2 separate regions of the Homo sapiens genome follow, and region 2 is linked to region 1. The links are chromatin loops, found by intact Hi-C in ENCODE. Cell type or tissue: CD14-positive monocyte. All regions are shown on one strand. Links, peaks and the distances in the headings refer to the core of each region. The heading gives the core; the rest is flanking DNA.

Evidence for each region. Hi-C counts contacts between places; a loop is a spot of excess contacts. Peaks named below come from ENCODE experiments on the same cell type or tissue, not always from the same donor. Only the 100,000 strongest peaks of a DNase experiment are listed, where the experiment ranks them.
Region 2: a loop joins it to region 1, with 3 times the contacts of the local background. A loop is called at or near these places in 2 of 110 quality-filtered maps.

The regions. Positions count from the first base shown.
Region 1 is chr2:42,509,795-42,516,022 of GRCh38, forward strand. It overlaps a transcript of MTA3 not described here. Among named protein-coding and RNA genes, the nearest start is that of KCNG3, 19 kb to the left of the region's middle. In CD14-positive monocyte, for the core only: CTCF peaks have their summits at 3,672 (motif pointing right) and 3,871; no DNase peak of the experiment used is centred there; H3K27me3 peaks cover 451 bases.
Region 2 is chr2:42,768,382-42,774,609 of GRCh38, forward strand. HAAO (3-hydroxyanthranilate 3,4-dioxygenase) reads right to left here. Exons shown (of 10, transcript NM_012205.3): 5 at 2,112-2,201; 6 at 1,762-1,805; 7 at 1,332-1,477. Among named protein-coding and RNA genes, the nearest start is that of OXER1, 7.4 kb to the left of the region's middle. In CD14-positive monocyte, for the core only: CTCF peaks have their summits at 2,368 and 2,568; DNase peaks (open chromatin) are centred at 2,350 and 2,630; H3K4me3 peaks cover 376 bases; H3K27ac peaks cover 834 bases.

The DNA.
Region 1 (6,228 bases), core at 628-5,627:
AAGTAAAATAAAGGAATAAATAAATATTACTGTTGATTTAAATGCTGTTCTCTGAGTGCTGAACTGGCTATATTAATGTATACATTATATAGTGAGGCTGGAATTGACCAACTTAGGAAATCTAGGCTTTTTCTGAAAAACCACTTCTGTTTTCTTAAATGGTTAGCATTCTGGTAGAGAAGGTCTTGGCACTGCTTTCCCCCCATACCTGCCGTGTCTGCCAGCTTCCCGTGTTTAAAAGCACTGCAGAGCTGGGCACAGTGGCTCATGCCTGTAATCCCAGCACTTTGGGGGGCCAAGGTGGATGGATCACTTGAGGTCAGGAGTTCAAGACCAGCCTGGCCAATATGGTGAAACTCCATCTCTACTAAAAATACAAAAATTAGCTGGGCATGGTGGCACAGGCCTGTAATCCCAGCTACTCGGGAGGGTGAGGCAGGAGAATCGCTTGAACCCAGGAGGCGGAGGTTGCAGTGAGCTGAGATTGCACCACTGCTCTCCAGCCTGGGCGACTCAGAAAAAAAAAAAAAAAAAAAAGCACAGCAGAAATCCTCGTTTAGCTGGCCCCAATCCTGGGTCAATGAGTACCCCTGTTATTCCTTACTCAGCAGATGCTTTAGTCAGAAAAGTTCTTGAGATCAGCTCCCATCATGTCTGGGTCCCCGCCTTCACCCCTTCTGTCCCTGGAGGAAGGAGAAAATGTGAAAGCAGACCAGGACCTACAAGGAGGGAACTGTTCACTATTGAATTGAACACTTCAAATGGGCAAATTGTGAATTATATCTTAATGACACTGTCATGAAACAAAAGAACTGCTTCTTTCCTGTAGTATCTTGGCTTAGAAACTATAGAAAATATGGGGAAAAAAATGTAGAGGGCTGTTGCCCTGGGGGTAGATTGACATCCCTGATATCCAACTGTTTGGGTGCTGGAGATCAGGGGAAGAAGCGTTCCAGCAAAGCAAGCCTTGAGCCCAGACAGGAAGGAAGTGGGAGAGCCAGGCAGAGAGAGGGGGATGCCCCCACTCTGACCCTTATCACATCACAGGACATATTCAAACAGCTGGGCAAGGATTCTGTTCGGAAGAAAAATCAAAGACACTTTCAAACTGAATGGAAGTTCCCCACTGTGTCCTATCCATTCTGCAAAGAGGAGAGCTCCCTTTACCAACATTAATGAACCAAAATTAACTAGTTTAGGAGTTAGCTTTCAAAAACACCTGCTGTTCTTACCCTTCTGTCCCTCTAACAATCTATTTCCCAACCCCACAATCCTAGCCCTCCTCCCACTATGTTCAGTGCTGCTATTTCTGCCTTAGAGGAAAGACTGGGACTGGGTTTGACTGAAGTGAAGTGTATGGCATTCCTGGAAATGATCTTCTCATTGTAGATGCAACCAAAATAGCATTGACTCCACACTTAATAATTGATATACTCTTCAACAGTAATTGCATTTTTCTCCAAAGTGCAGGATTTAAAATACTTTTTTTTTCTCTGGTTCTTAACTGGAGATAAAATGATTCAATTCTGGTGTGTGTGATCTCATTACCTTTCTACGTCAAAAAAAAAAAAAAACCTCAGGCATTTGCCTCAGTTTACTCTGAGATACATGTTCTCACAGGTTGCAAAAAATAATATTTTTGCCGGGCACAGTGGCTTATGCCTGTAACCCCAACACTTTGAGAGGCCAAGGTGGGTGGATCACTTGAGGTCAGGAGTTCAAGACCAGCTGGACCAACATGGTGACACCCTGTCTCTACTAAAAATACAAAATTAGCTGGGCATGGTGGTGCATGCCTGTAATCCCAGCTACTTGGGAGGCTGAGGCAGGAGAATCGCTTGAACCCAGGAGGCAGAGGTTGCAGTGAGCCAAGATCGCCCGTTGTACTCCAGCCTGGGCAACAAGAGTGAAACTCTGTCTCAAAATAAAATAAAATAAAATAGGCCAGGCGCGGTGGCTCACGCCTGTAATCCCAGCACTTTGGGAGGCTAAGGCGGGCGGATCACAACGTCAGGAGATTGAGACCATCCTAGCTAACACAGTGAAACCCCATCTCTACTAAAAATACAAAAATTAGCCCGGCGTCGTGGCGTGTGCCTGTAGTCCCAGCTGCTGGGGAGTCTGAAGCAGGAGAATGGCGTGAACCCGGGAGGCGGAGCTTGCAGTGAGCCGAGATTGCACCACTGCACTCCAGCCTGGGCGACAGAGCGAGACTCCATCTCAAAAAAAATAAATAAATAAATAAAATAAAATAAAAAATAATTATAATAATATTTTCTGTGGAAACCTGAGAAGTATAGCAATCTGGAAGACTGGGAGGGTTTTTTTCTTTTTCTTTTTCCTTTTTTTTTTGTTTTTGTTTTTGTTTTTATACTAGAGATCAACCTCAACTTGATGACTGGCAGTTTTTGAAAGGGATTTGGAGAAGATGCATTTAGGTTGGTGTGTAAGCCTGTCTCAGGCCTGAGTTTGAAAAAAGAGCCTATGGCTCAGCCAAAAATGATGAGAGATGAGTGCCCACTGGAGCTTTCCTAGTTTTTCGGGATTCCACTTCCAGTGCTGTAACTCCATGCTGCCATGTGGCCAAGCAACAGCAGGTCCTCTCCCCAGAAGAGAACCTTCCTCTGACTGCAGGAGTGTTGCCCTCTGCTTAACATTTGCTAGTACTCTATGTCTTCCAAGTAGGATTTTTCCTTTCCAGAGGAAAGTAATCACAAACAAAAATCTTTATAGCAAAGGACACTGAGAAGCTTTTTATCCCCTTTCACTAGCTTCTGTTGTGAGGGATGAAACTGAAAGGACAATTAGAACAAATGTCAGCGTAAATCTCCAAAGAAAGAAGAAAATAAGCTTACCAAGTTTCCTTTGATGATGCCAAGAAGACATTTTCTCCTCTAGATAACAGTGTGTATTTAATTTAGACCATGTCAAGGGATTAGAAAACACTCAACCACTGTACCAGTGGTCTACCTCAGTAACAACAGATACTTATGGAAAGGGAGAAATTGTATATAACTTCCATTGACTCGGCATTAGTTAAGACTTTCAATTTATAGTTCTTTGTGCTTTCACCCTAGTCACCAACTCAAGAATGACATTTATATTCTATATAAACATTCTGAGACATCCTCTACTTACAGGACCCTTAAGAAAACTCCAATTTTAATGGCACCAATCAAACCATCCATCAATTCTCCCAGACTGTGAAAATGCAAGGTCTACAGATAATTTTGCCACTTAATTTAAATCAGTCCCCATGGCATCCCCTATAAAAATGTTCACTCTGCCTTTACTTGCTAACTTGCTAAATAACCAACTGGGCATACGAGAGGCTAGTGTTTCTGGTTACCCATGCAGGGGAAACCCCATTTCATCTTTGTGTTGGCAAGCCCTTTGTTACATGTTTAAGTTACTTTTTGGATATTAAACTATAGTGATTTATTCTGCAAAACCTATTGTGGTTGGAGGGAGTGTGAGGGGAATGAAATGAGCATTACTTGGGATACTGGTCCCTGTTCAGGTTGGGACTGAGAAAGGATTCAGCAATCACTGGGGTGGGTAGGTCAGTCTTTTCAGTTTGACAAATATCCTTGGAACTTAAACAAAACAAAACACTTCCAGAGAGGACCACTAGGAGGTGCTGGGAAGAAAGGGCAATGACTTCACCCAGGAAAAGGGATAGACTCCAAGTGAAGAAGGAACAGACTCCGTGTTAAAGCCTCCTGGCCAATAGTGAGGCCACATCTAAACCTAGCGAGAGACCCAGCTCCATGGAATGGTATAACCAGGCTTATCAAGACCCTCAGAAGTAGTATTTGGCCAGCCACATAGGACAGAGAAAAGGGTAGAACTTCCAGGACAGAGAGAGACAAACACCAGGAGGGACATTTGGAAAACTAGACCCACTTGTCCTGAAGCCCAGAGTGCTGGACTCAGTGAGCCGGGAATGAGGGAGAACTTAAAGGGACAGGGAAGTGCAGGACTGCCACGCCTCCCAGGCTGGCCTGAGGGGCAAACGGGCTTACACCTAGGAAAGCCCTGGAAGGATTTCAGACTCCCATGAAATCCAGCAATGCTGGCCTCCCTCCACTACCTCAAATTGAGACAGACATGAGAGCTCAAAGAATCCCAAGTCTAGGCCAGGCACGGTGGCTCATGCCTGTAATCCTAGCACTCTGGGAGGCCAAGGTGAATGGATCACCTGAGGTCAGGAGTTCAAGACCAGCCTGGCCAACATAGTGAAACCCCATCTTTACTAAAAATGTAAAATTAGCTGAGCATGCTGGTGCGTGCCTGTGGTCCCACCTACTTGGGAGGCTGAGGCAGGAGAATCACTTGAACCTGGGAGGCAGAAGTTGGAGTGAGTCGAGATCGCGCCACTGCACTCCAAGCTGGGCGACGGAATGAGACTCCGTCTCAAAAAAAAACAACGAGAAAAGAATCCCAAGTCTGCAATATGAAAACTGGTCAAATAAGAGTTATCTAAGGAGAAGAAAATTGTGCTTTGTTAGCTCACTATTTATATGATGCTTGTAAAAAATACATATGCTTTTAAAATATTTTTCTTTCTTTTTGTGTGTATGTGGTTTTTTGTTTGTTTGTTTTGAGATAGAGTCTCACTTCATCACCCAGGCTGGAGTGCAGGGGCACTGTCTTGAGGCTCACTACAACCTCCACCTCCAGGATTCAAGCAATTATCCTGCCTCAGCCTCCTGAGTGGCTGGGATTACAGGCGCCCACCACCACATCCAGCTAATTTTTGTATTTTTAATACAGATGGGGTTTCACCATGTTGGCCAAGCTGCTCTCAAACTCTTGACCTCAAGCGATCTGCCCACCTCGGGCTCCTCCCAAAGTGCTGGGATTACAGGCATGAGCGCCCAGCCCCTTTTTTTTTTTTTTTTTTTTTTTTTGAGACAGGGTCTCACTGTTGTCCAGGCTGGAGTACAGCAGTGCAATTTTAAATCACTGCATCCTCATACTTATGGGATCAAATGATCCTCCCGCCTCAGCCTCCAGAGTAGCTGGGACTACAGGCATGCACCACCATGCCTGGTTAATTTGTTTTTATTTTTTATAGAGATGAGGTTGCCACTGTGTTGCCCAGGCTTGTATCAAACTCCTAGCCTCAAGCGATTGTCCTGCCTTGACCTCCCAAAGCGCTGGGATTACAGGCGTGACCCACTATGACCGGCCTAAACTTTTATATTTTTCTTTGGATATGTATGCCTGTGTTTATTTTATTTTATTTTATTTTATCTTATTTTATTTTAATTTTTTGAGACAGAGTCTCGCTCTGTTGTGCCCAGGCTGGAGTGCAGTGGTGCGATCTCGGCTCACTGCCAGCTCTGCCTCCCGGGTTCAAGCAATTCTCCTGCCTCAGCCTCCTGAGTAGCTGGGATTACAGGTGCCCACCACCACACCTGGCTAATTTTTGTATTTTTAGTAGAGACAGGGTTTCACCCTGTTGGCCAGGCTGGTCTCAAACTCCTGACATCAGGTGATCTGCCCACCTCAGCCTCCCAAAGTGCTGGGAATACAGGTGTGAGCCAGTGTGCCCAGCCTATTTTATTTTTTGAGATGGCATCTATGTTGTCCAAGCTAGTCTTGAACTCCTGGACTCAAACAATCCTCCCACCTCAACTTCCCGAGTAGCTGAGATTATAGGCATGTGCTGCTGCATGCAGCTTCTGTGTATTTTATTTTATTTTATTTTTTATTTTTTTGAGATGGATTCTCGCTCTCTCTCCCAGGCTAGAGTGCAGTGGTATGATCTTGGCTCACTACAACCTCTGCCTCCTAGGTTCAAGCGATTCTCCTGCCTCAGCCTTCTGAGTAGCTGGGATTACAGGTGTGCACCACCTCGCTCGGCTAATTTTTGTATTTTTAGTAGAGACAGGGTTTCACCATGTTGGTCAGGCTGGTCTCGAACTCCCGACCTCGTGATTCGCCCACCTCGGCCTCCCAAAGTGCTGGATTACAGGCGTGAACCACCGTGCCCAGTCGTTTCAGTGTTTATTTTATTTTATTTTGTTTTATTTTATGTATTTTTTTTTTTTTTGAGACAAGAGTCTCGCTCTGTCATTCCCAGGCTGGAGTGCAGTGGTGCGATCTCGGCTCACTGCCAGCTCTGCCTCCCGGGTTCACGCCATTCTCCTGCTTCAGCCTCCTGAGTAGCTTGGACTACAGGCGCCTGCCACCATGCCCGGCTAATTTTTTATATTTTTC
Region 2 (6,228 bases), core at 375-5,374, 260 kb after region 1:
GCCGTGCTGCTGATGCCCTGGAGAGGGTGCATATTCATTAATGTAAACTGAAGCAGGTAAGAGCAGGGTATTGCAGAGGTGGGGTGCAGGGCTGAGTGGTACTGCTGTGACATGTGCGCATGTTCTCGCAGCCCTGTGTAAGCTCAGGACGTCCCTGGTACCCAAGAGCAGCAGGCCAGGCCTCTACGGGAAGCCTGTGGCCATGAGCATCCCTGCACAGATTGACTCATTCAAAGCCCATGGGATGTGCCAGTGGCAAGCCGTAAAGCACAAGTGAACACAGGTCTCCCTGCACCACTCTTGCCCTCCCAGCCTTGTTCCCACACGTGGTACAGAAACACCACTCTGGCCTGTCACTCCCCTGCTTCAATACTTTGGTGGAGGGCTGTTGTCTTTAGGACAAGTCCTCCCACCTTGCCTAGCCCAGCAGACCTACCAGGACCTGGGCCCTGCCTGCTGCTCCACAGTCCACCAGTCACACTTGTACCCCCACCCCCAAGCCCCGCCTCTGGCCAACTTCGGCTGCTCCCAGTGCCAGGCTGTTTCAAGCCTGAAACAGCTCATGCTCATGCTTCTCCCTCACCTAGAATGCTCTCTCCACCTCCCTTTCTTTCTTTTACAAACTCCTACACTAGCTTTAAAATGCAATGTGCATGTCACCTCCTCCAGGAAGCCTTCCTTGACTTCCCTTTCAGAGTGGGTTCCTCCTTTATCCTTCTATAGCTTCCTATAGCTTTTCTATCTGATACTTTATCACATGATTGTGGCAATTGTTGATTAACTTGTCCATCTCTTTAACAAACTATACATTCTTTAAGGTAGCAACTCTATCCTACTCTCCCACTAAAGCCTGAAACATAACAGGCATTTAATAAATGTGGAATGAAAGAAAGTCAGCCTTGTTTGAATCCCTCTCTCCACCCAACCCTCACTCCCAAACAACTCTCTCCCTTTTGGCTTCCAAGGGTGTGACTGGCTGAAGGTTCAGGAATTCCTAGCGAGGGGAAAACTGCAGACCCTCAGGAAGCTGCCAGTGAGTGGGGGAACCTCCAACTCTGAAAGTGAATTCAGATCATAAAATTGCTTGGGACCATGTAGCCTCCACAGACTTCACTCGGAGCAGAGCCATCGCCTTCTGCGTCAGGGAGGGAGCACAAAGGCCTATGCTCATGTCTACAACCTCTGAAATGTGTGTGTGTGTGTGTGTGTGTGTGTGTGTGTGTGAGTGTGTGTGTGAAAGAGAGAGAGAGAGAGGCAGTGAGAGAGAGACTGGTTCCCATTTTCCAGGGCTGCTGTGGGAGGATGCCCCGGATGCCCCAGGACTACATTACCTGGGTCTCATAGGTGTCCCCAAACAGGCTGAGTGGTGTGCCTGCCTGCAGCTCCCTGTGGTGGCTGTCCAGCCAGGCATCCAGGGACATGGGCTCCATGATGGATCGTGTGCTCAGAGGGAATGGTGGCTCCTTGAGCAGCTGGTCTGCACCCACAGCATGACTATAGTCGGTGTCCTCAGGACCCAGCCCACCCAGCCCCAGTGGGCCCAGTTCCCAGGGGCCCCAGGTCTCAATTGCCAGAACAGGCTCTGTATCCAGCTCAATGATCAAGCAGCCATGTGGGAGGTACCATTGGCTGCCATCTTCTTAGTACCTTGAGGACTGGGCAGAGTATTCAAAAAGAGACTCCCCGGTCCCCTGGACCAAAACCCATCCTATTTTGGAAGGGGAGGGAGGGAAGGAGAAGGGCAGTTCCCAGCGGCCTCACCAGGGATGGGCTTTCCTGTTCTGTACTGCTCAGAGCTGAAGAACCTGCAAGGACGAACAGGGAGGAGCAGGAGTGGCGAGCACTCCCATCGGAGTGGCCAGCGACACACACATACACCACACTCACGGTCAGGTGCAGGTGCCCACACACACTCATGGGGCTCTCACACAGCTGTGTGTCTGCCATCCTTTCCCTCCCAGCGGGGCTGCTGCTCCCCCCTCCCCCCGGCCTGGCAGTGGGCTCTCTGGGCCAGGATCTCCACCCTGGGAGGGGAGACTTTCTCCCAGGGCATCAGGTGCTGATGCAGAGCCCCAGGAAAGCAAGAGGCAGGGGCTGGGCTGGGGGCTCACTCCTGGATGATGGGGGCCAACTGCGTGCCGAGGTCCTTGCAGTAGAACCACTTCTCAAACAGAACGTCCATGGTGTCGCCCACATAGTACCTGCCAGAGCAGAGGACAGGCAACCCTGCTGTCCCCATCTGGGTGGCTTCAGGGCAGCCCCACTCAGGCCTGGCTCTGCTTGTAGAAGTCCCTGCAGAGCCCTGCTGTCTGCTCACCCCTGTTACACACCCTAGTGGTCACTGGTCACTTAACACCTTGCTCTTCAGAAGCACACGTGCGCCCCCTGAGAGGGCTACTATCCCGAGAATTCACACGGCTCTCTCCGGTTCCCAAAACTAGACCCAAACTGGTTCCCAAAACTAGACAAAGCAGATAGAACTCTGAGACTCACAGAAGCTGAGCAATTTGCCAAGGATTACACAGCCTGTAAGTGGCGGAAGCAGGCCAGTCTCAAGACAATCTTAAAAACTTAGAGAGCATCTAATCGCAGTTCTTTTGTTTTTCGCAAAGAGGAAGCTGAGGCTGAGCCTGAAACCAGGGCCAGTGGCTGGACGCTCTGCTGGCCTGCAGTGCTCTAGGCCTGAGTGCACGGACACTTAAGAAACCAACATGGCCGGGCGCAGTGGCTCACGCCTGTAATCCCAGCACTTTGGGAGGCTGAGACGGGTAGATTACTTGAGGTCAGGAGTTCAAGACCAGCCTGGCCAACATGGTGAAACCCTGTCTCTACTAAAAATAATAATAATAATAAATAAATACAAAAAATAGCCAGGCATAACAAAAGATAGAAAAAAAATAGCCAGGCATGCTGGCAGGGGACTGTAATCCCAGCTACTTGGGAGGCCGAGGCAGGAGAATTGCTTGAACCGGGAAGCGGAGGTTGCAGTGAGCCAAGATTGCACCGCCGCATTCCAGCCTGGGTGACAGAACAAGACTCTGTCTCAAAAGTAAATAAATAAGTAAAAAAAAAAAAAAAAAGAAGCCAACACGCAGAAGATGTCCCCCAGTTTAGGGGTTCTTCTTCTTTCAGGGTCATGATTGCCTTTGAGAGTTGGAGCAAAGTTTTGGACCTCTTTTCTGGGGTAAGGCCCATGTACATGTACATATAGCCTTCAGTAGACCCCTAAAGCCCACCCCAGCCCCCAGCCTGGCTCAGTGAGCTCCTCCCCCGGCCTGAGGAGCACCTGGCAGGCTGGGATGGGCCCCAGGCCCCTGTGGGTGCTGCACATGGTGGGTGCCAGGAACGCCTGTTAACTGAATGCCTAATGCCCAAGCCCAGCTCCTGGGCCCAGGCCAGCTCTGTCTGCTCTTAAAAGAGATGTGGTCCCGCTGGTGGGAGATGCTTTACAGACACACAGTGCATCCACCCACTTGGCAGCCTAAATCCTATCCTGGGATGGAGCTGGCCACCAGAAAGCTTCATAACTGGATGGCAGTGCCCTCCGGGAACTGCCTTTGGAGTGGCATTTTAATGTTGAGTCCCTGGCTTTTATTAAAGGTCAAAAGCAGCCAGATGAAATGTGTTATTGAATTTGCTGTAAAATGATATTGAGGACACCATCCTCTCCATCAGACTCACTATATTAAAGTCCCTTGTGACAAATTTTTTCTAGAAGATAAGACCACGTGTCTGTCTCTACAACAGACTGTTACACAGTAAATGATTATGCAGCCATTGTGTTTTTTGAAAAGATTTAATAGTGTAAGAAATACTCGGCCGAATGTGGTGGCTCACAACTGTAATCCCAGCACTTTGGGAGGCCGAGGTGGGTGGATCACCTGAGGTTGGCAGTTCGAGACCAGCCTGGCCAACATGGTGAAACCTCGTCTCTACTAAAAATACAAAAATTAGCCAGACATGGTGGTGCATGTCTGTAATCCCAGCTACTCAGGAGGCTGAGGCAGGAGGATTGCTTGAACCCGGGAGGCAGAGGTTGCAGTGAGCCGAGATTGTACCACTGCACTCCAGCCTGGGTGACAGAGCAAGACTCCATCTCAAAAAAAAAAAAAAAGAATACTCATGAGTTTCTTTTAAGTAAAAAAAGATATAGGTAAGCATAGAAATAAGACAAGATGGAAGTTTAGGTTTCATTAGGTTTCATTGGTGACAGGACAATTTTTTTTGTTTTCCCTTTTTTATTATTTTGTTTTCTTGAGATATAATTCACATACCATCAAATTTATCCTTTTAGTAACAAGTAATTTTAATTTTGTTCACTTTGCATTCCTGTACTTTTCCAGATTTTGAGAATGAATGTGTATGACTTTGATAATCAGAAAAACAACACGTATTTTAAAAATGCCTATTATAACAAAAGATGTAGGCCAAAGTATCCTGTTCCTGGTGACCTGATGGGAAACTTGAATTTTTTTTAGTTAAAAAATACAACAAATAATGATCACGCCACTGCATTCCAGCGTGGGTGATAGATAGAGTGAGCCCCCATATCAAAAAAAAAAAAAAAAAAAAACCCAACCAAACACTGTTGAGCTTTTGGAAAATCTATTTCCCTGAGCAATAGGTTGCTTCCTCCTTTCAGAGGAAAAGAATTGGGTGACTGATCAGAACCAAATGAGAACCCCGGCCATGGAATCAGAATGCTGACAGCGGGGCCTATTTTCTTCCCCTCTTTGGTGTTGACTCCCACTCCTCTCTATACTGTCCTGGCCCTAACTCCATATTTCTCTATAATGCCAGATCTAGCAAGTAACACTTTAGCAACTTTAACTTCTTTGTAATGATAACAGCACCTCCCCCATAGGATCGCTGGGAAGATTCAATGAATAAATACATGCAAAGACCTTAGCCAGGCATCTGGCACATAGCAAGTGCCATCCAGATGTCAGTGTGTGTTGTGGAATGAGCTGGGGTAGAGAAACAAGCCGAGGGAGGCACTGGCCGTGATTCTAAATTCTGGGGGGAAGCAGCAGTTCTGGCTGCACTGGGGGAGGTGGGTGTGACTTTGGAACCCCTCTGGCCCGCTTTCCACATCTCACCCCTCCCAGAAGACCTTGTGAAAGGAAAATATCTTGGGCCCCGAAATCACTAAATTAAGGGAAATGTCAAGCTGAGAACTGCTTAGGGCAAACCTACCCCCTATTTTTTTTTTTTTTTTTTTTTGAGACGGAGTCTCACTCTGTCACCCAGGCTGGAGCGCACTGGCGCGATCTTGGCTCACTGCAAGCTCTGTCTCCTGGGTTCATGCCATTCTCCTGCCCCAGCCTCCCAAGTAGCTGGGAATACAGGCGCCCGCCACCACGCCCGACTAATTTTTTGTATTTTTAGTAGAAATGGGGTTTCACCATGTTAGCCAGGATGGTCTCTCTCGATCTCCTGACCTCGTGATCCACCCGCCTCGGCCTCCCGAAGTGCTGGGATTACAAGCGTGTGCCACTGCGCCCGGCTACCTGCCCCCCATTGTATTCAAAGTGCCCCTCTGCTCACTGAGATAAATGCATATCTGATTGCCTCCTCTGGAGAGACTAATCGGAAACTCAAAAGAATGCAACCATTTGTCTCTTTTCTACCTATGACCTAGAAGCCCCCTCCCTGCTTTGAGTCATCCTGCTTTTGCTTTGAGTTGTCCTGCCTTTCCAGACTGAACCAATGTTCATCTTACATATGTTAATTGATGTCTCTTGTCCCCCTAAAATGTATAAAACCAAGCTGTGCTCTGACTCTCTTGGGCACACGTCAACAGGACCTCCTGAGGCTGTGTCACGAGCGTGCATCCTCAACCTTGGCAAAATAAACTTGCTAAATTAACTGAGACCTGTCTCAAATTTTTGGAGTTGACATTTTGATAACCACAGAGGCATTCTGAGTGGAGGTGCCCCTGACCTTAGACAAATCTCCTAAGGGTGCTTGGTACCCGCGTGAGCTAACTTTATGGCTCAAACCAATAGGACAATTTGCTGAGGTGTGGGAGCACCCCCTCTAGAGAATCCCTGATCTCCCCAAATTTGGTTGAGATCTAAAGTTTATTTTGCTGTACAACTCCCTTTTTTTTGGAGTTTTACTTGTTTCCAACAAGGAAGGCAAGTTTTCCTGCTTCCATGACAATGGAAGGCAGGTAACTCCTTTATGGAATTTGAGCTTGCATCCAATAGGGAAAAGGAGGTTTTT